Linked DNA regions of Homo sapiens: region 2 is linked to region 1. A link is a loop called in an ENCODE intact Hi-C map of the cell type or tissue named here. Cell type or tissue: B cell. All regions are shown on one strand. Each heading gives the region's core, and the rest is flanking DNA. Links, peaks and the distances in the headings are about the cores only. Region 1 holds the start of HVCN1 (hydrogen voltage gated channel 1). Region 2 overlaps PPTC7 (protein phosphatase targeting COQ7).

The links. Peaks named below come from ENCODE experiments on the same cell type or tissue, not always from the same donor. Only the 100,000 strongest peaks of a DNase experiment are listed, where the experiment ranks them.
Region 2: a loop joins it to region 1, with 2.3 times the contacts of the local background. A loop is called at or near these places in 10 of 110 quality-filtered maps.

What each region holds. Positions count from the first base shown.
Region 1 is chr12:110,681,869-110,697,511 of GRCh38, reverse strand. It overlaps HVCN1 (hydrogen voltage gated channel 1), which reads left to right and starts at 8,397. Exons shown (of 8, transcript NM_032369.4): 1 at 8,397-8,432; 2 at 8,804-8,887; 3 at 14,248-14,287. The coding sequence starts at 14,267. RefSeq lists enhancers at 6,677-6,826, 7,357-7,466, 7,587-7,636, 8,887-8,936, 9,499-10,327 and silencers at 8,077-8,146, 8,207-8,706. In B cell, for the core only: no CTCF peak of the experiment used is centred there; DNase peaks (open chromatin) are centred at 6,021, 7,871, 9,438, 11,018 and 1 weaker place; H3K4me3 peaks cover 4,615 bases; H3K27ac peaks cover 7,307 bases.
Region 2 is chr12:110,554,822-110,570,464 of GRCh38, reverse strand. The region is part of intron 1 of PPTC7 (protein phosphatase targeting COQ7); the gene reads left to right. Among named protein-coding and RNA genes, the nearest start is that of PPTC7, 21 kb to the left of the region's middle. In B cell, for the core only: no CTCF peak of the experiment used is centred there; DNase peaks (open chromatin) are centred at 7,244 and 7,954; H3K4me3 peaks cover 244 bases; H3K27ac peaks cover 7,337 bases.

The DNA of each region.
Region 1 (15,643 bases), core at 3,699-11,698:
GCTTTTGTATCTCCTTTCCACTCTCTCCCTCTCTGCGCTGTTCACCCTATCAGTTTCCATCTGACACCACTTATTCCTTCCTCTTCCTCAAAACGCTCCTCTTTTGGTTTCCAGGATCCCACACACCCTTGGTTTTTCCTTCTACCTCTTGGCTACTCTTTCTGTCTCCTTTGCAGCCTCTTCCTCACCTGCCCAGGCCCTAGCTTGGTCCTGAACCCCTTTGTCAACACTCTGGAAGGGGATCACAGCCCAGGCCTTGTTGTCAATACCAGTTGTGCACTGATGACGCCCAAGCCTCTCTGCCAAATTCCTGACTCAGATCCTACTGCCCAGGTGACACCTCCACTTTGACAATTCAAATAAAACATTATCAAAAATGGGGACATCCTCCACCTGGCCCCCTCCCAGGCTTCTCTGCTTGATGGAGGGCACCACAGTGCACTCCGGTGCTCTGCCCCTTCCTCTCCCCTACATGTCCATGCCACCCACAGTTCCCCCCTGTCTTTTCTGTCTCCCACATGGATCTGGAATCATGCCCCTTTTTCCTTCCCTACTCCCAACCGACTTGTCCAAGCCATCCTTATCTCTCCTCTACACTTCCATTTTTATCTTCCCTATAATCTAATCCCAGATTTATCTGGTTTATTATATAAACCAGAGTTATCTTTTTTAATCAAACCATATCAGTGGATGGAAGGATAAGCAACATGTGGTAGACCCATATAGTGGAATATTCTTTGGCCATAAAAGGAATGAAGGACCATGCTACAACATGGATGACGCTTGAAAACATTGTGCTCAATGAATGACACCAGACGCAAAAGACCATATATGATGATATTCCATTTAAAGCAGGCAAATCCATGGAGACAGAAAGTAGACTAGCAGGTTCTTAGGGCTGGAGGGAGACAGGAATGGGAGGAACTGCTTCATGGGTACAGGGTTTCCTTTTTTTTTTTCTTAGAGATGGGGTCTTGCTATGTTGCCCAGGCTGGTCTCCACCTCCTGGGCTCAAGCAATCCTCCTGCCTCAGCCTCCAAAGTGATTGGGATTCCAGGTGCATGCCACTATGTACGGGGCCTTTGACAGTGTTTCCTTTTGAGATAATGAAAAGGTTCTGGAACTAGATAGCAGTGCAGCTTGCACAACATTGTGAATGTACTAAATGCCACCAGCCGTATGCTTGATAATGGGTAAAATGGTAACGTTTATGTTATGTGTATTTTACTACATTTTTTGTAAAAAATCAAATGGTCCTGGCCGGGCACAGTGGCTCACACCTGTAATCCCAGCATTTTGGGAGGTCAAGGTGGGCAGATCACCTGAGGTCAGGAGTTCGAGACCTGCCTGGGCAACATGACAAAACCCCATCTCAACTGAAAAAAAAAAAAATTAGCTGAGCATGGTGGCGGGCTCCTGTAATCCCAGCTACTCAGGAGGCTGAGGCAGGAGAATCGCTTGAACCTGGGAGGCAGAGGTTGCAGTGAGCTGAGATCGCGCCATTGCACTCCAGCCTGGGCGACAAGAATGAAACTCCATCTCAAAAAAAAAAAAAAAAATCAAACGATCCCTCCCCTGCTTAGAACTCCCATGGCTTCCTGTGCTCCACATGGACTCCAGCCCCTTCTGTGGGCCTCCGGCCTCCTCCCCAGCCTTACTTCTTATGACTCTCTTCACCCTCCTCTGTGCATCCACAATCTTGGCCTCCTTTTGGCCTCATAAGGCCAAGCTCTTCCCACCTCAGGCCCTTCGCACATGCTGTTCTCTCTTCTGAAAAGGTTGTCCCTCTCTCTTCATAGCTGCTTCTACTTCAGCTTTCAGTGTCCGTTTAAATGTCACCTCCTCAGAGACCCCTTCCCTGCTGTCCTGCCTCAGTGGATCTGCATCTCAGTCTCCACCTTTTGTTATCTCCACCACAACCCCCAGCTCATTCCTTTGCAATACTTCATTGTTTTCAAGACAGGGTCCCACTCTGTCACCCAGGCTGGAGTGCAGTGGCGTGATCACATCTCACTGCAGCCTTGACCTCCCAGACTCAAGCAATCCTCTGGCCTCAGCCTCCTGAGTAGCTGGGAATACAGGCATGCACCACCACACCTGGCTAGGTCATGTGTGTGTGTGTGTGTGTGTGTGTGTGTGTACACAAAATAAACAAAATATATGTAATTATACAATTATAATTATACAATTATAATTATAGAAATGTTTATATATAAGTGTGTGTGTGTGTATATATATGTGTGTGTGTGTATATACATATATGTATGTAGAGACAGAGTCTCACTATGTTTCCCAGGCTGGTTTTGAACTCCTGGCCTCAAGTGATCTGCCTGCTTCAACCTCCCAAAGTGCTGGGATTGCAGGCGTGAGCCCCCGCACCCAGCCCCCTTTTCAATGCTTATCACTTTGTAATTTGTCGTTTAGTATTTGTGTGCCTCCCTATATAGACTAAGTTTAATGAGGGCAGGCAGGACCTGCCTGTCTTACTCAACTCTGTGTTCTCTGCCTAGCACATAGTTGGCACTCAGAAACTCTTTGCTGAATTGATGACAGATCACCCAGCGGGCAAGGGAAACCATTGAGGCAGGATTTACACCCAGGCCTCTTTGATGCAATGCCTGTGTTCTTCCTACTCTTCTGTGTGACTCTGAACTGTGAGGCAGAAGGCTGAGCCGAGTGCCAGAGAAGAGAGTTGGAGGTGACCGTGCCCTTTTCACATAGCTGCGTCATCAGGCATCGGTGCCCAGGCCTTGTGCAGATCCCGTCGTGTGGCCGTCACTGCTGTAGATAAATCTTATCTGCTGGGAAAGGCACCTCTGGGCCTAAACAACAGATGTCACTCTAAGAAATCCCAGCAGAACCCCCACCCTGTCTCTGGCTGAGAACTCATCTACTTTTCTCTCCCTCTGTCCATTTTCTCACACTCTACCAGAGCCAGGACAGGGCTTTTGCCCTAGGAAGGGAAGTGGTCAACTGTAGCCGTTGATAACTGCCTTGGAGGAACCAAAACCAGCAGAGGCAGCCCTCTCTCTTCCCGCTGGGGAAAGCCAGAGCTGGCCACTGCCCTGGCCCGGCCCCAGCTGTCCTGGAGCCCAGGGATGGCCCAGTCCCCCAGGGCTGTACTCAGATCTTCCTCAAAATGCTCCATGTGGCCAGGCGCGGTGGCTCATGCCTAGAATCCCAGCACTTTGAGAGACCAAGGCGGGAGGATCCCTTGAGCCTAGGAGCTTGAGACTAGCCTAGGCAACATAGTGAGACCCTGTCTCCACAAAAAAATAAAAATTAGCCAGGTGTGGTGATGCATGCCTGTGGTCCCAGGTACCCAGGAGGCTAAGATGGGAGGATAGTTTGAGTCCAGGTGGTCAAGGCCGAAGTGGGTAGTGATTGCACCACTGCACTCCAGCCTGGGTGACAGAGCAAGACCCCATCCCTAAATAAGTAAGTACACGCTCCATGAACATCAAAAGGCAGGACACCCAGAAAATTCAAGCAAGCTGGGCTCACTGCTTGGTAAGAAATGCGGAGGACCGGGGGTGGGGCAAGGACTGCCTTGTGTAAGAGAACTGCTTTGGTATTGCCCAAACCGGAACAAGTCCTTCATCTAACGCAGTTCCTAATCTTTTTGTAATCTGGGGCCTTTGACATCTGGGGAAGCTTCTGGACCTCTTCCAAGAGTAATGTTTTTCAATGCATAAAACAGAACGAATGCATCGTATTACAAATGATGCCAGCTATCTTGCATTGAAGTTTTGAATTTTTTTTTACTTGTAATAAATAGATGGAGTTCTTATAGTACACATTAAACTATAAGAACAGCTGGCTCAGTAACTACTATAATTTTGAAGTAATGATACATATAAGTTATATTTTGAGATATCTCCAATAACTATACTGTGGTTTAAAAACATCTGTGATTTTGACTGATGACAAAGTTAGTGGGTTTTTTTTTCCGTTTTTTTTTTCTTTTGAGATGGAGTTTCACTCTTGTTGCCCAGGCTGGAGTGCAGTGGCGTGATCTCAGTTCACTGCAACCTCCACCTCCCGGGTTCAAGCGATTCTTCTGCCTCAGCTTCCCAAGTAGCTGGGATTACAGGCATGCGCTACCACACCCGGCTAATTTTGTATTTTTTAGTAGAGACAGGGTTTCACCATGTTGGCCAGGCTGGTCTTAAACTCCTGACCTCAGGTGATCCACCGGCCTCAGCCTCCCAAAGTGCTGGGATTACAGGCATGAGCCACCGCGCCTGGCCAGTTAGTGACGTTTGTAATGCAACTGTAATTTGTTACCTACATTCATAATTGAAGGAAATATTAAATTTCAGTTAAAGGCCAGTGGCTCATGTCTATTATCCCAATTTAAAAAAAAAAATTTGGGGAGGCTGAGGCCGGAGGATTGCTTGAAGCCAGGAGTTTGAGACCAGCCTGGGAAACAAAGCAAGACCCCATCTCTACAAAAAATAAAAATAAATAAATAATAAATTAGCTGGGTACAGTAGCATGTGCCTGTAGTCCCAGCTACTTGGGAGGCTGAGACAGGGGTATCACTTGAGCCTGGGAGTTTGAGGCTGCAGTGAGCTGTGCTCGAGCCACTGCATTCCAGCCTGAGCAACAAAGTGAGACCCTGTCTCTAAACAAACAAACAAAGTAATAATACGTTTCAGTTAGAGGTTAATGAAAATAAAGAATTTTTTTCCCACCCAAGTTAATAGACCTCCTGGATTCTTTCTGTGGACCTCAGCTTACTCTTCCCTAAGTTGTTTTGTTTTTGTTTTTGTTTTTGTTTTTTAAGAGACAGGGTCTTGCTCTGTCACCCAGGCTGGAGTGCTGTGGTGCAATCGTAGCTCACTGCAGCCTCGAACTCCTGGGCTCAAGGGATTCTCCCACCTCAGCCTCCTGAGTAGCTGGGACTACAGGGGCACACCACCATGCCCAGCTAATTTTTTAAAACATTTTTTATAGAAATGGGGTACTGTTCTGTCACCAAGGCTCATCTTGAACTCCTGGGCTCAAGCAGTCCTCCCGCCTCAGCCTCCCAAAGTGCTCAGACTACAGGTGTGAGCCACCATGCCCGGCCTTCTCCTTTAAGTATTGTTGGCCTCACTTTCCCAACTAAAATGGGAGCTCACTAAGAACAAAGGCTGTTCCTTCATCTTATACTTAGTACCTTGAAAGGGCCTACCACACAGTAGGTGGTCACGTGTTAGTCTGTTAGGTCTTTTGGATTTTCTAGGTAGACAATCACATCGATTGCAAATAATAGTCTTTCTCTTTTCAGTCTTTGTATTTCTTTTTTCTTGTTTTATTGCATTGACTGAGCTCATCAGTGAAATGTTGAATAGTAGCAATGATGGAGGGCACCCCAATCTTATTATGCTCAATACTCATTAATTTATGCAATAGGAATGTAAAGTACCTACTGCAGGTCAAATCCTGTGCCTGGGGATAACAGTGTAACACATTTGAGATCTTTTCCTGTCCACTGAAATGCCTGAGCAGTAGCAGTATTTCAGTAAACACGACAATGCTGAGAATATCACCAAATTCTCCAGACTTGCTGAAGTGTTCCTTTGGGATCCTGGTTCCCAAAAAGTATGGACATAGGTCCCTGCTGGTGGCCCCAGGTTCCAGGCCATCAGTAAGGTTGGGGGCTGCAGACTGGACCACTGCACCGTGGAGCAGAGGCAAGTACCCAGGGAGAAGACTGAGCGATGCCTCTGTAGGGGAAGGGATGGGGGAAGGTAGCCAGGGGATCAAGCCAGGCCAGGGTTTGAGCCTTGCCTTGCCTTAGCAGGGTCTGTTGAGGTCACCACCTGTCTGCACTAAGGGTCTAACTACAGGCAAGACCAGATGTTAAGACAGAGGGCTGCAACTTCCAGGTGTGCAACTAGGGGACGGGGTACTTGTTCCCTTTTCCCTTCCTCAACCAGAGGGGAGTGAACACAGAGGAGGGGCTGTTGGGAGCAGTCCCCACATCCTCTCCACTCTGTCTAGCTGGCCCTGGGGGAGGAGGAGAATTTTTAATAAAATATAAGGAAGTTGAAGTTGAAAATGGACCAGACTATGCCTTAGAAACTGGCATGGGGCTGTTGTAATAATACATGACTGAGAAGTCAGGAGATCTGACCAAAATGTTTTTAAGAAAGCCTTCTGGCCAGACGCGGTGGCTCACGCCTGTAATCCCAGCACTTTGGGAGGCCGAGGAGGACGGAGCACGAGGTCAGGAGATCGAGACCATCCTGGTTAACACGGTGAAACCCCGTCTCTACTAAAAATACAAAACATTTAACCGAGCGTGGTGGCGGGCGCCTGTAGTCCCAGCTACTCAGGAGGCTGGGGCAGGAGAATGGCATGAACCTGGGAGGCGGAGCTTGCAGTGAGCCGAGGTCGCGCCACTGCACTCCAGCCTGGGTGACAGAGCGCGACTCCACCTCAAAAAGAAAAAAGAAAGCCTGCTGCAGTCCAGGCATGGTGTTTCACGCCTGTAATCCCAGCACTTTGGGAGGCCGAGGCAGGCGGATCACTTGAGGTCAGAAGTTCGAGACCAGCCTGACCAGCATGGAGAAACCCTGTCTCTACTAAAAAAACAAAAATTAGCCAGGCGTGGTGGCAGGCACCTGTAATCCCAGCTACTCAGGAAGCTGAGGCAGGAGAATTGCTTGAACTCAGGAGGCAGAGGTTGCACTGAGCCAAGATCATGCCATTGCACCCCAGCCTGGGCCACAGAGTGAGACTGTTGCCGGGTGGAGTGGCTCACACCTGTAATCCCAGCACCTTCGGAGGCCAAGGCAGGCAGATCACTTGAGGTCAGGAGTTCGAGACCAGTCTGACCCACATGGTAAAACCCCGTCTCTACTAAAAATACAAAAATTAGTCAGGCATGGTGATGCTGGCCTGTAATCATAGCTACTCGGGAGGCTTGAGGCAGGAGAATTGCTTGAACCCAGGAGGCGGAGGTTGCAGTAAGCCAAGATCGCACCACTGCACTCCAGGCTGGACGACAGTGAGACTCCGTTCCAAAAAAAAGAAAAAAGAAAAGAAAGCCAGCTGCCCAGCAGAATTGGGGAAAGCCGAGTCAGTTGAAGCAGACAATACCCCTATGGGAGGCAGAAGAATGCACCCCCCTACCAAGATATCCACATCCTAACCCCTCCAAACCTGTATGTTGCCTTAAGTGGCAAAGGGGACTTTGCACATGTGGCTATGTGAAGGATCCTGAGCTGGAGAGATTAGCCTGGATTATCCAGGTGGATCCCATATAATCACAGGGCTCCTTAGAAGGGAGAAGACGCTGTGACCATGGAGGCAGAGGTCGGATTGAGACAGCCAAGGATCACAGGCACCTCTCCAGCCGGGAAAAGCAAGGAACACACTACCCTGGCGCCTCCAGAAGGCACAGCCCCACCCACACCTTGATTCTGGCCCTGTAGGACCCATCTGAGACTTCTGGCCTCCAGGGCTGTAAGATAACACATTTGTGTTAAGCCACTAGGTTTGTGGTGATCTGTTAACAGCGGCATGAGGAAACTAACACAACCCCAAGGAGGTGAGCCTCTCCCCACAGCCCCGACTCAACCGGAAGGGAGAGGTGTGCAGAAGACGGCTTTGCAGGATGTTTGGGACAAATGGTCTCTGGGGGAAGACAGAAGCTAACAGAACTGATTCGACTGTGTGAACAGGGTGCTGGGAGGGCCCACAGGGGAGGGACTTCAGAGCTGGGCCTGCGCCTGCGGGGCCGTACGAGTTGGCCCGGAGCAAGGCGGCCCAGGACAGGCAGGGGCTGCACGCGGTAAGGCTCCCTCTTGCCAGTACCATCCCATGAGCAGCCTCAGAGCCCTCGACCAAGGGAAGTTCTGAGGGCTGAGAGGTTGCTCATTCGTCAGAGCGTGCTGCCCACCCTCCACCCCTGCATGGCAGAAACTGTGCAGGGGACGAGGCCAAGGAATCAGGAGACCCAGAGGCAGGGGTGGCCCGGAGACGGTGGGATGGAGCAGAAGCTCCCCGAAAGGGGTTGGCGGGGTGGATTCGCCCCGCTCCAGCCGGCGGAGGAAGGAAGTGGTTCCCCCGCCCACCCTTCCCTTAGGCTGGCCCGGGGCAGGATTTTTGTGATCCGCGATTCGCTCCCACGGGCGGGACCTTTGTAACTGCGGGAGGCCCAGGACAGGCCCACCCTGCGGGGCGGGAGGCAGCCGGGGTGAGGGAGGTAGGGACGAACGGGTGGACTGACCACAGGCAGGGACAAGGGGACTAAGACCCGGGCCGAGGCCTAGAAGCCCGCCGACCGTTGGGGGTCTGCGGGCTGTGGGGGCGGGGACGGGGGCGGGGGCGGCCCGGGCGGGGGCGGGGCCTGGTACGGTACGGGGCGGGACGGGCTGGGCCGGACCTGCTCTGAGGCTCCCAGTCGCAGCGGTGACCGCGGGCGGGTGGGGCGCCGGGTAAGTGCTCGGGCCGGGCGGGGGGCGTACCCCGTTTGGCGTGCAGCCCTTTCTACAAGACCCCCAGTGCCCGATCCTTCCGAGAAGAGGGGACCCCCCCCCGCATCTCCGCTGTCCAGGCCTCGCCGTGGAGCCCCAGCAGGACCCCAGCCCTCGGTTGCCCTCGGCTCTGGCGTGTCCCGGCGCGGGCGGGCAGTGCTTCCCCTCGGCAGGGACTGGAGTCCAGGGGAGGGGAACGCGGGAGACGCTGGCCCTAGTGACCCCCCGATCCCGGAGAGTTGGTGGTGCGCGCCGCCCTGGGCCAGGTGCCTTCAGTTCTTCACACTCCGCGCAGCAGCCACAGGTGACCATCGTCGTCTCCCTCTTAACAGGTGAAGAAACCAAGACGCAGAGAGGCCAAGCCCCTTGCCTTGGGTCACACAGCCAAAGGAGGCAGAGCCAGAACTCACAACCAGGTCTGTGTCCCCTAAGTCCTCGGATGCATCGTCCCTGCCCCGCTGCCCTCCCGGGAGATTGTAGGAGAGAAGCAGGGGCAGAGGCAGTGCTGGATGTCCCGGGAGAAGGCTGCAATGAGCAGGCCCAGCCATCCCTGAAGGAGGAGCCCCGGGGAAGCAAACTCTTCCCTAGAAACACTTTAAAAGCACCCACCTGTTGGAGACAGAGATGCTGAGGAACAAGAGTGATTGGGGCCAGGGTAAACGCCAAGACAGAGAGGGGAGAGCAGTTCCTCAGTGGAACTCCCTCCAACATTGCCCCCACCACTTTTACCAGTGCTGGGTGTGGGGGATCTTGCAGGCTCAGCTTCGTGACTTGGCCTGTCTCTGCCTCAGTTTCCGCATCTGTCCCATGAGGTTAAGCATGTACCTACCTCGCAGGATTGCTGAGAAGATGATATAAGATGCTTGGTGTACAGGCTTAGCCCCTGGCACCAGGTTACTACCAAAAGTTCATGGTTCCAGTGCTTCCTCCACCCTCCGTCCTGCCCCTCTGAGAGTACTTCTCTGTCCTGGGCACCTTTAACTTCAGGTTGTTCAGGGCTATCTGAGATCTGCAGGATTTCCGGACAGCCCCACCAGCAACTAGGAGCTGCTTGAGTAAGACCAAGGTGAGGGGGTGGCAACTTCTCTGGCTGACTCCCCAGAGGGAAAGGCTGATAAGGGCAGGGTTTTGAAAATCTCTGGGCTGAGGCTTGCACAAGGTCCAGAGCTGCTCTGTGGCCCCTGCCCTCCCCGACACAGGTTTAGCAAGAAGGAGAAAGCCAGAGTGTTCTTGTCCCCAGACTTGATCCTTTGCTAGTCATTGGGGCTTGGGCCCTGGGAGCTGTCATCCACCACCCCGCTCCTCGTCCCTTCCCCACAGTCTAGGCTAGCGACAAGTTCTAACCCAAAGCATATCCTGAATCCGGCCACCCCTCCACCCCCTACTTCCACCCTGAGACCAGGCCGCCAGCATCTCTTGCCGCCTCATCACGCTGGACCCCTCACTTCCATCCAAATCCCCAGCATCGCCTGCCAAGCCCTCTCCATGATCAGGCCCTGTGTGATTATTCTCAATTTTTCTCTCTGGCCACTGTCCTGTCCACTGCTGTCCCCAGCCGCCACCTCCTAAGTACTCCGCTCTCTCAGGGGCTGTGCACAGCACACGTGTTCTTCCTTTTCCCGGGAATGCTCTTCTCTGCAATCTGTGACATACTCCCTTGTAATTCAGGGCACACCATAAATGTCGAGTTGTCCCTGACCACCCCACTTAAGGAGACCCCGCCTGCTCCCTGGCCCCTTACTCTGGCTGGCTGGCTTCCCAGTGCTTAGCTGGGGGGGGGGGGTGTGGTCTGTCTTGTATATTTCCTTGCTTCCTTGTTTGTCTCCCCAGGTAACATGTCAGTCTACCAGGATCGTGATCTTGCCCTTTCCTCTTCACCTTGGATTTCCCAGAACCTGGGAAATCAGTGCCTGGCACCTAGGAATGGCTCAGATAGTTTTGTACAGTTGCAGGCAATGTGTCAGCCATCAGCCTATTTTTCTTCTCACTGCTTGACAGCATTTTTTCTCCCGTTTCTACATAGACTTCAGAATTATCCCTCCCAAGAGCCCACTGCCTTCCTCAGCTTTTCCCTAAAGTAGGGCTTGGGGGTTGAGGGCCACTTCCAGGTTTTAGCCATACTATTCAACTTAGCTATAAATATCATTGTCCATATTGTGCATGTTTTTGGCTATCAAATGGCTTCTTGGAGATACAGTTTCCTAACCAAGGTGTGCAAGTCAAGGGTGGGATCATTTTGGAAGCACTTACCTCTTGTGACCAGGTAGCTATTTAGAAAAATCATCCCCAGGAATGTGTGCACATTTCTCTGCAGCTCTGCAAGCATTGGTTTTTATCCTTTTTATTTGTTTTGGCTAGTTTAATGGAGAAGGGCATGGTAGTTTTAAAGTTTCTGTTGCTTGAATTGCTGAAGCTGAGTGTTCCTCTGCGTGTGTGCTAGTTCTAGCTCCTGTCTTGCAAAGGTAGGAAATCTCCAGGGCACCTTAATTTTTCCCTTCACCTCCTCTTGTGGTGATGGTTCCACTTGAGCCCCTCTCGTGAGAGCAGGTTGAGAATCCCAGGGGGCTGGTATAGGGACATGCAAAGCTGAACTCTGCTGGGTCCAGAAGTTGCTCTGCCAGTCAACCAGCGAGAAAGTCTAAGAGTCCCTTGCACCCTCAGCATGTAACTGTGGGGAGAGAAAGAACCTCTTTAAAGTTTTCTTGAAAGTTTATTTCAAAATAATTTTTTAGAATTAGGCCAGGCACGGTGGCTCATGCCTGTAATTCCAGCACTTTAGGAGGCTGAGGCAACGGATCACTTGAGGTCAGGAGTCTGAGACCAGCCTGGCTAACGTGGCAAAACCCCGTCTCTACTAAAAATACAAAAAAAAATTTTAGCTGGGCGTGGTGGTGGGCACTTATAATCCCAGCTACTCAGGAGGCTGAAGCAGGAGAATCGCTTGAACCTGGGAGACAGAGGTTGCAGTGAGCCGAGATCATACCACTGCATTCCAGCCTAGGCAACAGAACGAGACTCTGTCTCAGGGGAAAAAAAAAATTATAGAAGTTACATAGAGGGATCAGGTGCAATGGCTCATGCCTATTATACTAACACCATGGGAGGCTGAGGCAGGAGGATCACTTGAACTCAGGAGTTTGAGACCAGCCTGGATAACATAGTGAGACCCCCCTTTCTACAAAAATTAGCTGGACTTGGTAGTGTGTGCCTATAGTCCCAGCTACTCGGGAGGTTGAGGTGGGAGGATCGCTTGAGTCCAGGATCTTGAGGCTGCAGTGAGCTCTGATCGCACCACTGCATTCTAGCCAGGGTGACAGAGTGAGACCCCAACTCCAAAACAAAACAAAACAACAACAACAAAAAAAAAAGGGTGTGCAGGGTTATTTATGGAAGCGCTGGGGTGGGAGGAGATTGGAAACAACCGTAAATGTCCATCACTAGTAGGATTAAACACATTCCTACAGGGGACTCATGTGCAGCCATGACAAGGCGTGCACTTCATACAGGACACACTGGCATAGAACCACCTCTGAGATACTGTGTTAGTCTTCTGTGGCTGCTGTAACAAATGGCCACAAGCTTGGCAGCTTAAGATAACACACATTTATTATGCTACAGTTCTGGAAGTCAAAAGTCCACAATCGGTCTCAGTGGGCTCGAGTCAAGGTATGGGCAGGGCTGTGTTGCTGCTGCAGGCTCTGGGGGAGAATCTGTTTGCTTGCCTTCCCAACTTCTAGAGGGGCCCACATGCCTTGGATTGAGGCCCCATCCTCCATCTTTAAAGCACTGAATCTTCAGATCTTTCTGACTCCAGCCTCTGCTTCTGTCCTCACAATCTCTTCTTTCTCCTGCCTCCACTTATCAAAGACCCCTCTGATGACATTGGGTCCACTAGGATAATCCAAAATCATTCCCTCCATCTTGAGAGCTGCAACTTAATCATGTCTGCAAAATCCTTTTTGCTATGTAAAGTAATATACAAGTTCAAGGATTAGGGTATGTGCATCTTTGAAGGGGAGCATTATTTTGCCTACCACACCCTGAAGGGAAATAAGGTTCACAGCAGTATGTGGGTTCACATTTGTTTACAAAAAAAATAAAATAAAAGGTTGGGGGAGAGTATCTACTCATGTGCTTGTGAGGGCATAGAATACTCCAGAAGGCGACGTAGGAAACTGGTCAGAGGGTCAGAGCGACCACTTCTGGGAAGGATAATGGGTAGAGGGGAGACTGACTTGTCATAGAATATCTTTTTGTATAATTTAAACTTTTTACTACATGCATAGATCACCTATGTTAAAAATAACGTTTTAAAGTAACACCTACTCATTGTAAAAGTTCACGCCTCCCAGAAGCAGAGAAGGAAAGCCCCACACCCAGATCACTCCCTTTTCTTCCAAAGATAACCACTGCGAAGAGTGATCCTTACGGACCAAAAAAAAGCATCTGTATTTCTTTTGACTTAGATGGGGTCATCCTGTAGACTCTGCCGTAATGTGACTCCTCTGTTTGCTCTGTGGCTGGCGTCTTTCCACGTCCATATGTGAATACTCAACAGCACTAGCAGCTCCTGCTGCTCAGAGGTGCATTCACTGATATAGCTGGTGGTGGGTGTTCAGAAGGTTTTACTGTTTTTCAGAGCAACCCCAACACTGTAATGTCTGTCTTTTTTCAATTGGAGTGAAATTCACATAATGTAAAGCTAACCATTTTAAAGTGAATAATTCAGTGGCATTTAAGTACATTTCACAGTGTGCGGCCTTCACCTCTATCAGAACATTTTCACTGTTTTTCTTTGTATTAAAATTAATAATATATCATTTTGCTTTTTAAAAAATACCTTGTTAGCTGCACAGAACATTTGCATCATCCCAAAAGGAAACCCCCTAATCCATTAAGCAGTCACTCCCCATCCTTCCCTGTCCCCAGCCCCTGGCAACCACCAATCTGCTTGTTCTGGACATTTCATATCCTGTTCCGGACATTTCATATCAATGGAATCATACAATATGTGACATTTTATGTCTGGCTTTTTTCACTTAGCATGGTATCTTTGAGGTTCATCTACATTGTAATAAGTATCAATACTTTATTTCTCTCTCTTTTTTTTTTTCCTTTTTTTTTTTTTTTTAGATAGAGTCTTGTTCTGTTGCCCAGGCTGGAGTGCAGTGGCACGATCTCGGCTTACTGCAACCTCTGCCTCCTGGGTTCAAGCGATTCTCCTGCCTCAGCCTCCGAAGTAGCTGGGATTACAGGTCCCCACCACCATGCCCAGCTAATTTTTGTATTTTTAGTAGAGACGGGTTTTCACCATGTTGGCCAGGCTGGTCTCAAACTCCTGACCTCAGGTGATCCACCCACCTTGGCCTCCCAAAAGTGCTGGGATTACAAGTGTGAGCCACCACACCTGGCCCCCTTCATTTCTTTTTATGGCCAAATAACGTTCCATTGTGTGGACAGACCCATTTTGTTGATCCATTCATCCATTGATGGACAAGCGGGTCGTTTCCACCTTTTGGCTTTTAAGAATAATGCTGTGAAAGCCTATGAACTTTCGTGTACAAATAAGTATTTGTTTGAGTCCCTGTTTCAGTTCATTTGGCTCTATATCCAGGATGTATGCCCTCCTACATATACTTTGTACTTTACACTAATTTCGGGCACAGTTAAAACTAAACTAACTTAAAACTAATTTGTAAGAAAGGATTACAGAGCACATACCAAGGCAGATGGCAGCAAGATGATAGATCTGGACAAATGTCTTTTTATTTTTCAGATCCAGAGGCAACAGGGACATGGCCACCTGGGACGAAAAGGTAATGGATTCTGTGGTCTTGCAGCATTAGAGGATATCCCAGCCTTGAGAGGATAATTCTGTTTGGTGTTTCAAACAGGAGAGGGAGAACTCCCTGTTCAGGTGTTTCCACTATACTGAAATATTTAAAATCAAAATGATGAAAAGCTGTAAAAGGACTTCACAAAACCTCCAAGTAGCCTGATATTCCACATCAGACCATTTGAATCCCAGCCCTGTATGTTAATAACTATGTGCGGTTTTTTTTGTTTTTTTTTTTTTGAGATGGAGTTTCACTCTTGTTTCCCAGGCTGGAGTGCAATGGTGCAATCTCAGCTCACCAGAACTTCTGCCCCCCAGGGTTCAAGCGATTTTCCTGCCTCAGCCTCCCAAGTAGCTGGGATTACAGGCATGCACCACCACACCTGGCTAACTTTGTATTTTTAGTAGAGATGGGGTTTCTGCATGTGGGTCAGGCTGGTCTCGAACAGTGCATGTTAATAACTATGTGTCCTTAGGCACAAAATAACTGTGTGCCCTTCAATTCCCTGAGCCTCAGTTTCCTTATCTGGAAAATAGTGAAAAGATTATTTACCACCCCTGCCCTTGCAGGATTGTCGGGAAGATTTGATAATACAGTGGTCTCAGAATGTTAGGCAAGTACTGAGCCCATACAGGGCTTGGGCACAGAGAAGTAAAGTCACTTCTGAAGATCACACAGCTAGAAAGTGGCAGAAATGGGATTTTAGGCCAGGTGTGGTGGCTCATGCCTGTAATCCCAGCACTTTGGGAGGCCAAGGTGGGCAAGTCACTTGAGGTCAGGAGTTCAAGATGAGCCTGGTCAACATGGCAAAACCCTATCTCTACAAAAATACAAAAATTAGCCAGGCGTGGTGACATGCGCCTGTAATCCCAGCTACTAGGGAGGCTGAGGCAGGAGAATTGCTTGAACTTAGGAGGCAAAGGCACGGTGGCTCACGCCTGTAATTCCAGCATTTTGGGAGGCCGAGGCAGGTGGATCACCTGAAGTCAGGAGTTTGAGACCAGCCTGGCCAACATGGTGAAACCCCATCTCTACTAATAGTACAAAAATTAGCCAGGCATCCTGACACACACCTCTAATCCCAGCTGCTTAGGAGGATAAGGCAGGAGAATCGCTTGAACTTGGGAGGCAGAGGTTGCAGTGAGCCAAGATCGCACCATTGCACTCCATCCTGGGTGACAAGAGCAAAACTCCGTCTCCAAAAAAAAACAGAAATTGGGATTTCAACCTGGCCTGACTCCAGAGGAAATGCTTTCCTCCTGTACCTTATGGCCATCTCGAGTAGGAAATAGACTGTGTCTTTGATATGTGAGGTGCAGGTTTGTTGGATTTGGG
Region 2 (15,643 bases), core at 2,515-10,514, 130 kb after region 1:
GACCCTTTACGGGTGTCGGGCTGGGGGACGGTCAGGTCTTTCCCTTCCCACGAGGCCATATTTCAGACTATCACATGGGGAGAAACCTTGGACAATACCTAGCTTTCCTAGGCAGAGGTCCCTGCGGCCTTCCGCAGTTTTTGTGTCCCTGGGTACTTGAGATTAGGGAGTGGTGATGACTCTTAAGGAGCATGCTGCCTTCAAGCATCTGTTTAACAAAGCACATCCTGCACCGCCCTTAATCCATTCAACTCTGAGTTGACACAGCACACGTTTCAGAGAGCATGGGGTTGGGGGTAAGGTTATAGATTAACAGAATCTCAAGGCAGAAGAATTTTTCTTAGTACATAACAAAATGGAGTCTCCCATGTCTACTTCTTTCTACACAGACACAGTAACAATCTGATCTCTCTTGCTTTTCCCCACAAATACTAATTTATAACCATCTTTGTTGTTGTTGTTGTTGTTCCAGGATCTTGTGCTTGGCCATCATCTTTTATTCTTTTATTAGGATTTCAGATTGAAAAGTGGTTGAGGTGTTTGTTAGTGGCTTTAAGAAAAACTTTGCCAACATTTTAGTTAGGTGTTTAAAACTAAAGTGAAAGGACAAGGGGCACTGTTTCCACTCTCTAAATCATTATTGAAACTTCACTGGAAATATACATGTGGCAGTGCAATAAGGACAAGAGATAAATTGGGAAGCCAGAAATGAAGGCTTTGTTTCAAAACTAGTTCATGCAGTAAATGTAATATTGTATGTGAAATGCAAAGTATAGCCCTATTTGTTTTGTTTTCTTTTCCTAAGTGAATGAAGACAGGATAGCCTTATTTGTTAGCCTTTGTTTATAAAGTTTCTTAAACTGGCTCTTTTTTTCCTGCAGTGTGACTTATAAGTCCCACAGTCTTGGATCCGAGAAAGGGACTCTAGAGAGACTGTGTCTTCCTGCCCCTCATTTCACAGATGAGGAAACTAAAGCTTAGAGAAACGATCTGACCAGTGTCTTAGGTCCAGTTAGTGGCAAAGAAAGTTGGGAGCAGTGTTATCTCCAGACTTTTCTTTAATGCTCTTTCCATCAGCTCAGCCCTCTCTTTCTCTTTTTTTATTTTTATTTATTTTTACTTTTTATTTTTTGAGACAGAGTCTCACTCTGTCGCCCAGGCTGGAGGGCAGTGGTGTGATCTCCGCTCACTTCAACCTCCGCCTCCTGGGTTCAAGCAATTCTCCTTCCTTAGCCTTCCGTGTAGCTGGGATTACAGGTGCCCGCCACCATGCCCGGCTAATTTTTGTATTTTTAGTAGAGATGGGGTTTCACCATGTTGGCCAGGCTGGTCTTGAACTCCAGACCTCAAGTGATCTGTCCACCTTGGCCACCCAAAGTGTTGGGATTACAGGCGTGAGCCACTGCACCTGGCTTTTTTTGAGGGGGGGGGGCGGGGACAGGGTCTTGCTGTGTTGCCCAGGCTGGAGTGCAGTAGCTATTCTCTACACAGGTGTAGTTGTAGTGCACTGCAGCCTCGACCTCCCGGACTGAAGCCATCCTTCTGCCTCAGCCTCTCAAGTAGTTGAGACTACAGGCTTGAGCCACCTTGCCTGGCAGCCTTCTCTTTGAATGGCCTGTTAGAGGAACATCTTGTAGCGAGTTCTGACCCAGGGAATGACACCTTGTGAAACGCTAGGATCCATTACTAGGTTCAATCCCTTTGGAGTTTTTGGCTGAAAGTTTGTATACCAGATATTGGTGTTCTAACTTTTCAGTGTGGTCAGCTGAATTCATTGTTTATTGGTTGCTTCCTATTAGTCCCTGACAGTTGTTTTAAAGACCAATGAACAAAACAGACTTCAACCCTGATGTTTCATAGTCCTGTGGGGAAGGCAAACATGCACAGGACTGGTGTGAAAGAATATGCATGAGGGCCAGGCGTGGTGGCTCACGCCTGTAATCCCAGCACTTTGGGAGGCCGAGGTGGGCGGATCACGAGGTCAGGAGATCGAGACCATCCTGGCTAACATGGTGAAACCCCATCTCTACTAAAAATACAAAAAATTAGCCGGGCGTGGTGGCAGGCGCCTGTAGTCCCAGCTACTCAGGAGGCTGAGGCAGGAGAATGACGTGAACCCGGGAGGCGGAGCTTGCAGTGAGCCGAGATCGCGGCACTGCACTCCAGCCTGGGTGACAGAGCAAGACTCCGTCTCAAAAAAAAAAAAAAAAACGCATGAGATTGTAGGGGCACAACGTCAGGCCTTAAGAGAAGGGTTTTTCAGTAAGCTGAGGCAAATGAGAAGAATGGGAATACTCCAGATTGAGGGCTCAGCAAAGGCAAAGTAGATCCCCAAAACTACAGCTGTTTCATGGCTGGTAGGGTCGGCATAGGGGTCAGTGTTGAGAATTGATGTTAGAAAATAGACTGAGACTAAATTATCATGTTAAGGAATTGGGTGGGTTTTTTGTTTGGTTTGGTTTGTTTTTTGGGGGGTGGGTGGGGAGGAAGCTGTAGAAAGAGGTCTTTGCTTTTGAAGAGGCAGCACATTCAAATGGTACAGAATTTAAAAGGTGTTCAGAATTCAAGAGTGCACAGTGAAGTCTCATCACCCTTGTCTCCAAGCTACAAAGTCCTCTCAAGAGGCAACCAGTACTAGTTTCTGTGTATCCTTCTAAAGAATATTTCACATATACAAGCAAATAAATACATATTACATGGAAGGTATTTGACTAGAGGAGTAACATGGACATTGCAGTGTTGTAAAAAACAAATCGATACAGAGGGTGTAATGGGAGAACAGGAGGCAAAAGACCAGTTACGAAGCTACTGAAATTGTCTGAGCTAGAAAGGGCTTTACCTAGGGCAGTGGGAAGTAGTTGAGCTTCAGACTCATGGTAGGCTTGGTGATAATTGGTCAGAGGATAAAAGAGAAAGAGGAGTGGAAATTGAGTTAGAGGTTTTGCACTTGGAAGATGCCTTAAGGGTTCTAAGCCTGGAAGTATGTATGGGTAGCTGGGCTGCCATTAATTAGGGTGGGAAATGCAAAAGGAAGGATCAAGTTTGGGAACAGAAAATGGGATTGCTTGGTACAAGAGGCATTTTACAGGCAGAACCATCAGGCTTGTGGAATGCTTCCATCCAGCTGGACCATTGATTCTCATTAGAATCGCCTGTGCTGAGAGGCCTAGGCCCACCCTGGCCACACCGATTCAGGGAGTAGGGCTGGGGTTCCATAGGTAATCTCATTGTGCAGCAAGGGTGGGGAATCATTGAGCCAGGTACTAGGCCAGCCAGTGGGGATGAAACAACGGTTAGCTGTGTGAGACTCAGCCCTTTGGAGGCTCACAATGTACAGGGGAAGAAAAGAGAAGGGAAGATCGCTATAAAGGCACTGGTATTATTGTAGTGACGAAGAAAATGGTTAGGCCCATGTATGTATTCCTCATAGTTTTAGGATTTCCCATGTAAAATGAGAAATCTTTGAGTTGGAATCCTGACACAGGAGGCAGCAGGCTCTGAAGTATTTGCTAAGTAAGGTTACTTCAGAGTCCTTCTGGGGAAAATATTCTTTTCAAAGTGCAGGTAAATCCTTTTTTCCTTGTTATTTTTGGAGACAAATATATGTTTATTAGTACTTGAAAATGTTACTATTGAATGTTTAATGGAATATTGAATGGTGGTGGATGTGTGACTGAAAGAGCTGAATGGACTACTTATCTTTTATGCATTATCTCTGAGTGGGCATTGTCTTTTGGTTGTGACCACAGACTAGTGTTTGTAGAGCTGGCAGCCTACAAACATGGGTCAAAGACTCTTTTTTTTCTGATTGCTGCAGTCTAGGCTGGTCTGTTTGCTGCTCGCCAGCCTTTCTTAGAGATAGGCATAACTCTAACTTGCTGAATGTTGGCTGTGAGCGGAGCACTGGTAGATGTTCTGAAGAGGTTATCCTCGTTCCTCACACCGGCCCTGTGAAATCGAGGATACGACTCCATTCACAGGTGAAGCTACTGAAGCTCAGAGAGCTGCCCAAGGCCATGCTTAGCACATCTTGTTCTGGGGCTGGAGTTTGAACCCAGATCTGCCTCCAGAGCCTGTGTCCTTGCTCAGTATCCCACACTGCCTTTCCAGTTAGAAAAGATCATTTTAGATTTTCTTTTAGGGAGGTGATTTTGGCTGATTGTGACTTCTACTTAGTTATTAGCTATTGCTTTTGTTTTAATTAAGGGGTTTTGCTTAACTGTTAACTATTAGTTAAAACAAAAACTTAACAAGCCTTGTTGAGTTTGGTAGCCTCAGGCCAGCCTTTCCTTCCAGGGACTCCTAAATGCCGTAAGCTCTGCACTGCATTGTTTGCGCTGATTAATGGTGAGAGGTTCCTGGCATGAATGTAATAGACATTTACCTGGAGGTCAAGTTTCCCTGCTCTTGGAACCCTCACCTGCTATGACTTGTACTTTATTCATGTAAGTCAGAATCCTAGGGAATTGCTCAAAATGCCTGTCTTGTCAGCCTCCTCTCCTACAACTCATTTTCTTTCATCCTTCAAGGCTCATTTCAGACACTTCTTCATTAATCCTTTTGATTCCTTCAGCTATGCATAATCTGACCTTCTTTGCTTTTGTTTTTATTGGTGCATATTTTACTTTATTATAGTCATATATCTTGAATCTCCCTAAACTGTCCTCCCCAACCAAAATCATCACTTCATTTTAAGTTCCCATATGCAGGAAATATTTTATTACATATAAATCTTTAGCTCCCTTTCACCATAGTGTCTTGCATACAGTAAATGTCCAATAGAATGTTTTGAATAGTTTTAATATTAAATGTGAGTATAGAATGTGGTTTTTACCTGATTTACATAAATAGTTCTTGTCATCCTTCCCATGAAAGTAACATTACTCATTGCTAAAAAATTGGAAAGTATGGGCCAGGCACGGTGGCTCACGCCTGTAATCCCAGCACTTTGGGAGGCCAAGGCGGGATGGATCACAAGGTCAGGAGTTCAAGACCAGCCTGGCCAAGATGGTGAAACCCCGTCTCTACTAAAAATACAAAACTTATCCCAGCATGGTGGTGGGCGCCTGTAATCCCAGCTACTCAGGAGGCTGAGGCAGAGAATCGCTTGAACCTGGGAGGCGGAGGTTGCAGTGAGCCAAGTTCATGCCACTGCACTCCAGCCTGGGCGACAGAGCGAGACTCCGTCTGAAAAACGAAACAAAACAAAAAAAGTATGAAAAAGAAAAAAAAAGTACTCATTGTCCTACTACTCAAAGATCATTACTTAGTTGAACAATGTATAGAGTAAAAAATATAGGCCAGGCGTGGTGGGTAATCCCAGCACTTTGGGAGGCTGAGGCGGGTGGATCACCTCAGGTCAGAAGTTTGAGACCAGCCTGGCTGACATGGTGAAACCCCGTCTCTACTAAAAATTCAAAAAATGAACCGGGCATGGTGACGGGTGCCTGTAATCCCAGCTACTCAGGAGGCCGAGGCAGGAGAGTCTCCTAAACCCAGGAGGTGGAGGTTGCAGTGAGCCAAGATTGTGCCATCACACTCCATCCTGGACGACAAAAGTGAAATTCCATCTCAAAAAAAAAAAACAATGTATATATACACATATACATATACGTGTATATATATATAACGTGTATGTATATATACACATATACATATACGTGTATATATATATAACGTGTATGTATATATATACGTGTATATATATGTGTATATAAATTAGTGTTCAGAAATTAAGAGACAGTTCTACACTTGGCAGGCTATTCAAAGGAATGATGTTCTCGTTTAAAGGAAAAAAAAAGTTACATTTGTGCCAGGCCGCATGTGACTATAGACCTCTCCCAGAGGGTGCCTATTTTAGTCAAGGCCAGCCCTTATTTTTATAGAGGGTGAAGAAAGCAGTGGGTAAATAGTATCTTCTTTGGGGTTAGGTCAAGGATATATGGCTTGTCATAAATATCAGGTTGACAAGAATTCTAGATCTAATCTTGTAAATTATAAACAGAAGGAAAATCTTCTCCCCAGCCTAAAGGGCCAGTACAAGTAGGCATATATCAGATAGCTGGTCTTAATTGCTTGTTACTTCCTTACTTAATTTTTGAATTATTTGGTATTATGTGACATTTTCTAACACCTGAAAACAAACTGAAGCCACAGCTTTAATAGAGGCCCTTACTTCTGTAACATAATTAGTGCCCTGTCTCTGCTATTCATAACTTACAATAAGTATGACCTCCCAGATGATTTGTTTGTTGCCTCCTCCTGTCCAGAAACATTGCTAACAGCATTTGGCATTTGAGGAAGATACTGTTGCAGGCCAGAAAGGAGTGAAGTGACCTTTTCAGTAACTTAACCTTCAACTCTGCAGTTTGTGGAAGGCAGACCAGTGATTCATACCAAGTTTGTAATTTGCACAAGTTCCCAAGCCACAGTTGAGCCAGAATAGATAATTCCACATTAAGTATTGGTATTTAAACAGAATTATTGAAGTTAAAGGAAGAACATTTTTATTTTTAAAAGGATGACTTTAAGTTTCTTTGCCTTCACACAATTGTTTCCTAATCCTCATGTCAGCACTTTTCACTGCTTTTTAAGACAAGGCAACTGCCCAGAATAGTCTGGAAATTATCTTCTCTAGTTAATGAAGTATTCTAGACATAGGTGTAAGTGTATGTGGAGGCTCATTAATTTGATTAATTCTTAAGTTGTCTCATAATTACTAAGCTAGCAAGGAATAGCTAACTATTTTGTTTGGAATTCTCAAACACAAAATGAACCGCTTACTACAGCTTTGATTTTGTTGTTTGAGTTTTGCCTATAGTTTCCATTTTCACACTTTTTTTTTTTTTTGAGACAGATTTTCGCTCTTGTTGCCCAGGCTGGCGTGCAGTGGCGCAGTCTCGGCTCACCACAACCTCTGCCTCCCAGGTTCAAGGGATTCTACTGCCTCAGTCTCCTGAGTAGCTGGGATTACAGGCATGTGCTACCACGCCTGGCTAATTTTGATTTTTAATAGAAATGGGGTTTCACCATGTTGGCCAGGCTGGTCTTGAACTCCTGACCTCAGGTGATCCACCTGCCTTGGCCTCCCAAAGTGCTGGGATTACAGGCGTAAGCCACCTCATGCGGCCATTTTCACATGTTTTATTACAGGGTTGAACTTTTCAGTCCATCCTTTGAGCTTCATTACCTTCACTTTTGAATTAACTTCTGCTTAGAGATCTTGTTCTTGACGTAGTCTTGATCTCTGGAGAATCAAAAGACACAGATTTCATTGTGATTAATGTGGAATGGAAACTTCTTTTTTCTTCTTCTTCTTTTTTTTTTTTTTTTTTTTTTTTTTGAGATGGAGTCTCACTCACCCTGTCGCCCAGGCTGGAGTGCAATGGCGCAATCTTTGCTTACTGCAATCTCTGCCTCCCAGGTTCAGGCAATTCTGTCTCAGCCTCCCAAGTAGCTGAGACTACAGGTGCCTACCACCAAGTCCAGCTAATTTTTGTATTTTTAGTAGAGACAGGGTTTTGCCATGTTGGCCAGGCTGGTCTCGAACTCCTGACCTCAGGTGATCCACCCGCCTCGACCTCCCAAAGTGCTGGGATTATAGGCATGAGCCACCGCGACTGGCCAGAAACATCTTTCTTCTTTTTTTTTTTCCTCTTCTTTTTTCTTTTTTGAGACAGAGTCTCGCTTTGTCACCCAGGCTGGAGTGCAGTGGCTCAATCACAGCTCACTGCAACCTCTGCTTCCTGGGTTCAAGCGATTCTCCTGCCTCAGTTACCCAGCTAGGTGGTATTACAGTCATGCGCCACCATACCTGGGTCATTTTTGTATTTTTAGTAGAGATGAAGTTTCACCATGTTAGCCAGGCTGGTCTCAAACTCCTGACCTCAAGTGATCTGTTTACCTCAGCCTCCCAAAGTGCGGGATTATAGGTGTGAGCCACTGCACTGGGCCGGAAACTTCTTGCAAAGGGAGTATTTCACTTGCTTGTTAAAACAGGAAGTGCAGCATAATCTATATAATTTTACCTCCATAGAACTGAAAGGACTGTTGTTAGTCAAAAAGCACATGACATTTTTCTGTATAACTTGACAGAATATATTTGTTGAATATATTTTTTCAGTCATCCTGCTTTTCATTCATTTTGGATTTTTTTTTTTTTTTTTTTTTTTTTTTTTTGAGATGGAGTCTCAATCTGTTGCCCAGGCTGGAGTGCAGTGGTGCGATCTCAGCTCCCTGTGCAACCTCCGCCTCCTGGGTTCAAACGATTCTCCTGCCTCAGCCTTCCGAGTAGCTGGGACTACAGGCATGCGCCACCAGGCATGGCTAATTTTTTTCATTTTTAAAATAGAGACAGTGTCTTGCTCTTTCACCCAGACTGGATTGCAGTGGCACAGTGATAGCTCACTGCAGCCTCAACCTCCTGGCTCAAGCGACTCTCCGTTTGGGATAATTATTTGCAGATACAACATTTCACAGTCTTGAATCACAGGGGAGTGTTTTTTGTTTTGTTGGGGTTTTTTTTGAGGCAGGTCTTGCTGTGTCACCCAGGCTCATGTACAGTGGCACGATCACAGCTCCCGGGCTCAAGTGATCCTTCTACCCCTGTCCCCCAAGCAGCTCGGACCACAGGTGTGTGCCACCATGCCTGGCTAATTTTTTGTATTTTTAGTAGAGACGGAGGTTTTACCATGTTGCCCAGGTTGCTCTTGAACTCCTGAGCTTAAATGATACACCCGCCTCAGCCTCCCACAGTGCTGGGATTACAGGCATGAGCCACTGCACCCCGTCGGGAGCGTTCTTAAGTGCCCAAATAGTTGAGGTTTAAGAAATGTTGATATAGGCTGGATGCGGTTGCTCATGCCTGTAATCCCAGAACTTTAGGAGCCCAAGGCTGTGTTGGGGGGCAATCACTTGAGGTCAGGAGTTTGAGACCAGCCTGGCCAACATGGCGAAACCCCATGTCTGTATTACAGATAGAAAAATTAGCCAAGCATGGTGGTGGGTGCCTGTAATACCAGCTACTCGGGAGGCTGAGGCAGGAGAGTCACTTGAACCTGGGAGGCGAAGGTTGCAGTGACCTGAGATTGCGCCACTGCACTCCAGCCTAGGCCACAGAGTGAGACTCCATCTCAAAAAAGAAAGAAAGAAAAAAAAAAGAAATGTTGATATAAATGTGATCTGTTCCATTGGATAGGAAATTGAGTTTCTACTCTGATCTCATTTTTTTTCTAGTTACAGTGCTTCATGCTGTGATGTCTTTAGACAAATGAGGCTGGCTCTGAGAACACTAAAGTCTTTGAAAAGCCTCAGCATCTGAAAAGATGCCTGTCGTACTGCAATAAATATTGCTTAGCCCCCTTTCTCATTAGATGGCCCCTTACTGCAGAAAGTCTGTAAAAGCAGATACCCTTATTCCTTAGAGTGCAGAGGGTCTCCTGATACTTCTGTTATTCAATTATTGTGATCCTGCCAGATTCTTATTCAGTTTCTCCTCTAGAGTTTCAACTCACTATCAAGTACCCATCCTAGTAGGCAGGAGATGTGTTTCACTGATGGAAAGACAATCCATGTAGAGCCAGTATGCTTCTTTGGAATGCGAGGCTTGATGTAAGATGCCTTGAGATCATCAAAGATGCAAGGAATAAAGCTATTACCTTTGGATACTACTTAATATTTGAAATTCTTCCAGAGTGTACATTAAATACATTTTTGGACAAAATCAAATTGTTTTTCTTCATTGATGCTTATATTAAAATTGAAGTTTAGTATTTATTCTCTAGGCATCGCGTTCTTCTAGAAAACGTTTGCTTTGTAGGTAACTGCATGTCAGTCTGAAGATGAGTGCAGTAGGAGGGGTTTAAAATAATTGCAACATCATGTTGATGGCTGTTAATGGAGGACAGGACTGGAGACGCTCTTGCTGATTTTGACTAGTTCAGAAGTCTTTCTTATAGTAAGCCTTTTGCAATTACACAGTTAGGTGACTGTGTAATTGGGAAGATAGGATTTTTAAGATAGCTATCATTTGGTTATAACTACCTTTTTTTATTTTTTATTTTTTGAGACAGGGTCTCGCTCTGTCGCTCAGGCTGAAGTGCAAGTAGTGTGATCACAGCTCATTGCAGCATTGACCTCCTGGACTCAAGCAGTCCTCCCACCCTCAGCCTCCTGTTTAGCTGGAACTACAGGTGTGTGCCACCATCCCTGGCTGATTTTTAAATTTTTTTGTAGAGACGGGTTTTGCTATGTTGCCTAGGCTGGTCTCGAATTCCTTGGCTCAAACAATCCTCCTACCTCAGCCTCCCAATATGCTGGGATTACAGGTATGAGCTACCACGCCTGGTCATAACTACCATTTTACATGGTTATACCATTTTGGCAAAGACAAAAACATGTTAATTAGAAAAATGAAAATTGCTTAAGAATTTTCTTCTTGGCTGGGCTCAGTGGCCCATTCCTGTAATTCTAGCATTTTGGGAGGCCGAAGCAGGAGGATCACTTCAGCCTAGGAGTTCAAGACCACCCTGGGCAACATGGCGAGGACCCATCCCTACAAAAAATAAATAGCTGGGTATGGTGGCACATGCCTGTAGTCCCAGATATTCAGGAGGCTGAAATGGGAGAATCTCTTGAGCTCAGGAGTTTGAGGCCGCAGTGAGCTATTACTACACCACTGCATTCCAGTCTGGGTGACAGAGTGAGACCCCATTTCTTTTTTTTTTTTTTTTTTTTCCCCTGAGGCTGAGTCTTGCTCTGTCGCCCAGGCTGGGGTGCAGTGATGCAATCTTGGCTCATTGCAACCTCCACCTCCCAGGTTCAAGTGATTCTCCTGCCTCAGCATCCCAAGAAGCTGGGATTACAGGCACGCACCACCACACCCAGCTAATTTTTGTATTTTTAGTAGAGACGGGGTTTCACCATGTTGGACAGGCTGGTCTTGAAATCCTGACCTCAAGTGATCTGCCCACCTCGGCCTCCCAAAGTGCTGGGATTACAGGCGTGAACCACCACGCTGGGCCCGAGACCCCATTTCTTAAAAAAAAAAAAAAATTTTTTTCTTCTTATAAACACTTAATGATGGCAGACACCCAGAATTACTCTTTTTGCTTCCCTTTTTAACTCTTAACTGTAGAAACCAGGCATGGTGATTTGTGCTTGTAATCCCAGCACTTTGGGAGACTGAGGCAGGAGGATCACTTGACCCCAGGAGTTTGAGACCAGCCTGGGCAACATAATGAGACCGCATCTCTACAAAAAAAATTTTTAAAAAAATGAGTTGTGTGTGTTGGTGCATTCCTGTAGTCATAGCTACTCTGGAGGCTGAAGTGGGAGGATCCCTTGAGCCCAGGAGTTCAAAGTTGCAGTGAGCTGTGTTTGCACCACTGCACTCCAGCCTGGGTGACAGAGCAGGATGCTGTTAAAAAAAGAAAAAGGGAAAAAGCATCAGTCTATGGAAAACTTAATAAAATACTTTGTAAAAACATAAATACTGTAACTATTTTCTAATTGCTCGTTTTGCTTCATAAAACTGACATTTCCATTGAAAAGATAAAACTAGCCTGGGCACGGTGGTTCACACCTGTAATCCCAGCACTTTGGGAGGCCGAGGCGGGCGGATCATGAAGTCAAGAGTTTGAGAACATCCTGGCCAACACGGTGAAACCCCGTCTCTACTAAAAATACAAAAAATTAGCGGAGCGTGGTAGCTACTTGGGGGGCTGAGGCGGGAGAATCACTTGAACCTGGGAAGCGGAGGTTGCAGTGAGCCAATATCGCACCACTGCACTCCAGCCTGGGCGACAGAGCGAGACTCCGTCTCAAAAAACAAAAACAAACAAAAACACTAAAGGATTTTTCTGTGCCCTATGGTCTCTTCTCAATCTTTTGCTCAGCTATTTCTGATATGTAACCATTATCTTAATCTAATAGTGATTTTAATTGGATTTTGGGTCAAGGGAAACACTTAAGCTAGATGTGTGCTCACAGAATGTTATTAATGGAGACATAAGATGATTACAGTGAATTAAAGGAAATAGCTTCTATATTCGGTGCAACCTCTTTATCTTGGCATTCAAGGCCCTTCTAGTCATTAATTCAGCCTCCTTTTTAGCTTCACTTCTCTCTACCTCCATAGAGATTATATCATTCTGACAAACTGGATACCCTACCACTAAGGTATCAATTCTCAGATTTTCTGGCCCCAACTTGCCTTGCCAGCCGCAAACTCATAGTTCCTCACTTTATACACAACACTTCCACAAAGATGCCCTGCTGGCACCTGAAGTTTGACATACCCAAGACAGAATTAAATGTCTTTTAAAGGCATTTACACACCCTTGCCAACTGTAGAATAATCTAATCAATATTTTCTAATTCCCCAAATCCAGAAACAGTAGTTCCCTCTTATTTGAGGTTTCAATTACCCACTGATGTGTTTTGGCATTGTCCCCACTCAAATTTCATCTTGAATTGTAGTTCCCATAATAATCCCCATAAACCCTCATGCTGCTATTGTGATAGTGAAGTTTTCATAAGATCTGATGGTTTTATAAGGGGCTTTTCCCCCTTTGCTCAGCACTTCTCTCTCCTGCTGCCATGTGAAGAAGGATGTGTTTGCTTCCCCTTCTGCCATGATTGTAAGTTTCCTGAGGCCTCCCCAGCCATGCAGAACTGTGACTCAATTAAACCTCCGTCTTTTATAAATTACCTAGTCTCAGGTATTTCTTCATAGCAGCATGAGAATGGACTAATATACCCACATTACCTAACAATAATACAGACAGAGACCACATTCACACAACATTTATTATAGTATATTGTTATAATTATTCTGTTTTATTATCGTTGTTAACCTCTTGAGTATGCCTAATATATGTGTTAAACTTGGCCAGATCCTGTGGCTCATGCCCATAATCTCGGCACTTTGGGAGGCCAAGGTGTGAGATTGCTTGAGCCCAGAAGTTTGAGACCAGCCTGGACAACATAGTGAGACCCTGTTTCTACAAAAACTTAAAAAAAAAAGTAGCGGGGTGTATCAGGGTGTGTCTGTAATCCCAGCTACTAAGGAGGCTGAGGTGGGAGGAATACTTGAGCCCAGGAGTTCAAGACTGCAGTGAGCTATGATCAGGCCACTACTCCAGCCTGGGCTAGAGTGAGACCCCATCTCTTAAAAGAAAACAAAACTACTACTAAGTCATTTTAGTTTTTCTTTTGTTGGTACTAAGTTTTTGGAATCCAGAATGTATTTTACACTTCATAGCAAGCACTTCTCAATCCAAACAAGTGAGATTTTAGACTCAATAGCCACATGTGGCTAGTGGCTCCCATGTTAGACAGCACAGGTCAGTAGCATAAAGAACTTTAGAGTTCTTGAACTGGCATTCTTGATTTTCTACAACTTTCGCTACTGCCCTTCATTTTTCAGCTTCTCCCTGCTCACCCAAGCCCCAGCATCTAGTTGTCTGCCTTTCTTTTCCTCTTGTTATCCTTCCCTGCCGTGGAAATCTGGCTGACCCCTGCCAGGGCCTATCCGAATGCCACTTTCAGAGCAGGCTGGCACTGTTCTTGAGGCGCTGCATTCTCGTGGTGTCCGTAAGCACTAACCACTGGCTGTTGACCCTCCTGCAGCAGTGTTTATGGGAGCCGTTTGTCTGGTTTCTCTGTGAGAAGTCTAGCACCCCACTAGCAGGGGAGCTTCTCAGAGACCGGCTTTCTCAGCCGTCTTATTTCCTAGCGCAGCATGCACAATGTGGTGGTCCACGTGTGGCCTCCATTTGCTCTTAGGGTATTCTTATTCTTATCCTTTGCTGTTTGATAGTTGTGTTCCTGACATCTTTGGGATCTTAAGCAATTTCTCCTTTAACAGTTTTCTTTACCTTTGACATGTATTCTGAATGAAATTTCCCTTTATATCTGGATCAGTTCCACTGTTTAAAGGGTATTCTTGCTCTTTGCAGTCTGAAGCTTTTGCTTATGCAATAGAGGACATATTAATTTCTGTGTAGAAACAACCACCTAATATGAATAAAATTAGGTTTCATATGTACGTGTAGTAGGTTATTCTAGTTTTAGTCTGATTCTCATCCCAAATACAACTCTTCCCCTTATATAATTTAGTTATATATATGCACTGTATTAAGGCTTTTTTCCCTGCAGCTTTATTGAAGAGTTTATATGCTTTTTGAATTTCTCTCTCCCCTAAAGAGATTTGGTCAGTGGTGTTTTGCTTGGCATCCTTTGCCCGTGTAAAAAAGCAAACAGGTGCCCAAAAGGTTGTGCTGTATTCTGGGAGAAATCTGATTAATGTTGAAGGGCTGTGTCAGGTCAGACTCAACCTGCTGACAGATTATTTAGTGAGTGCGAGGATCGAGGATCAACTCTAAACGTTATCTTAGATTTTAATGGTTTTCTTGTGAAGAGCATTTGCAGATGAAACCAATTTGTATTTAAAGTTAATTGTAGTTGTACCAGAGACTACTTAAGAAGAAATTCTTCCCTGAAGCAGGCAGTGGTTTGAAAAGAATGAATGATTCATCAGATAGTGTTGCAAGGCTTATAATTATATTCTGTGTTTTAACATAAATTGTTGTGTTTTAAATTATGGTGAAATCTTACTCCTAGTAAAATAAGAGTTTCTCCAAAGAAGTTCCTATTGAAATGATCTTAAATTCTTTTAATATAAGTTTCCCAAACCTCTTCACAACTCCTTGAAAAACAATGAAATGTGCTGTTCCTTGTAAGATAGATCCCTAGTTAGCCCGGTTGCTTCTCTTTCCCTCACCCCTCAATCCACGTGTTCTGTTTCATGGATACCAAATGTCTGCACGCCTCTAACCACACTGCCAGCAGATTGCGAGTGGACTATGAAATGGATCTCTTACTTAAACTCCTTCCGCTCTTGCTCTCCACACAGCAGGCAAAAGGGTCTTTTTTCTTTTTAAACTTGTTATCATTGTTATTATTTAAATGTTGTGTTATGGAAAATTTCAAATATATATCAAAGTAGAGAGATGGGTGTTCTTCTTATTCAGCTTCAACAACGATCCATTCATGGCCAGTCTTCTTTCATCTGTGCTTCTGTCACTCCCCCTTCAACCCCTTAAATATTTTGAAACGAATCCCAGAGTTTTTATTACTTTAATTAGCTAATTTGGAATTGCCCTGTCATGAAATTTGGTTTATTGGTTGGTCACATAGGTGGGGAAAGTTGCTGTCCCAGTGGTGATACACTATTTGTTGCCTTCTTTATGTCTTCCAATTCTGTTTCCTCTTACTTTTTCACGATGTGTTCCCTTTCTTTTTGTTAACTGCCATCCCCAGAGAAATAGTTTCACATGTCCAATTCATGTTAAGCCAATTTTTCAGGGATGTATATATAGGCACTCTGCTACTTTTGTACCAAATACATTCTTAAAGTTGAATGTACAAAAAATAAATGTGTGTATGGGAAGGATGTTTCATGCTCAGAAAGTTTTAAAAATTAAAAAATCCCTGTTTTAAAAAATCATATGATACATGCTCATGATAAAAATAAAATTAATACAGAATGGTATGAAGTAAAAGGCAAAAATTCCCATTTTGTTCATGGATCGTTTTCAGTTCCTTATTTCTAAAGCAACCATTGCTAATATTTCTTATGGAT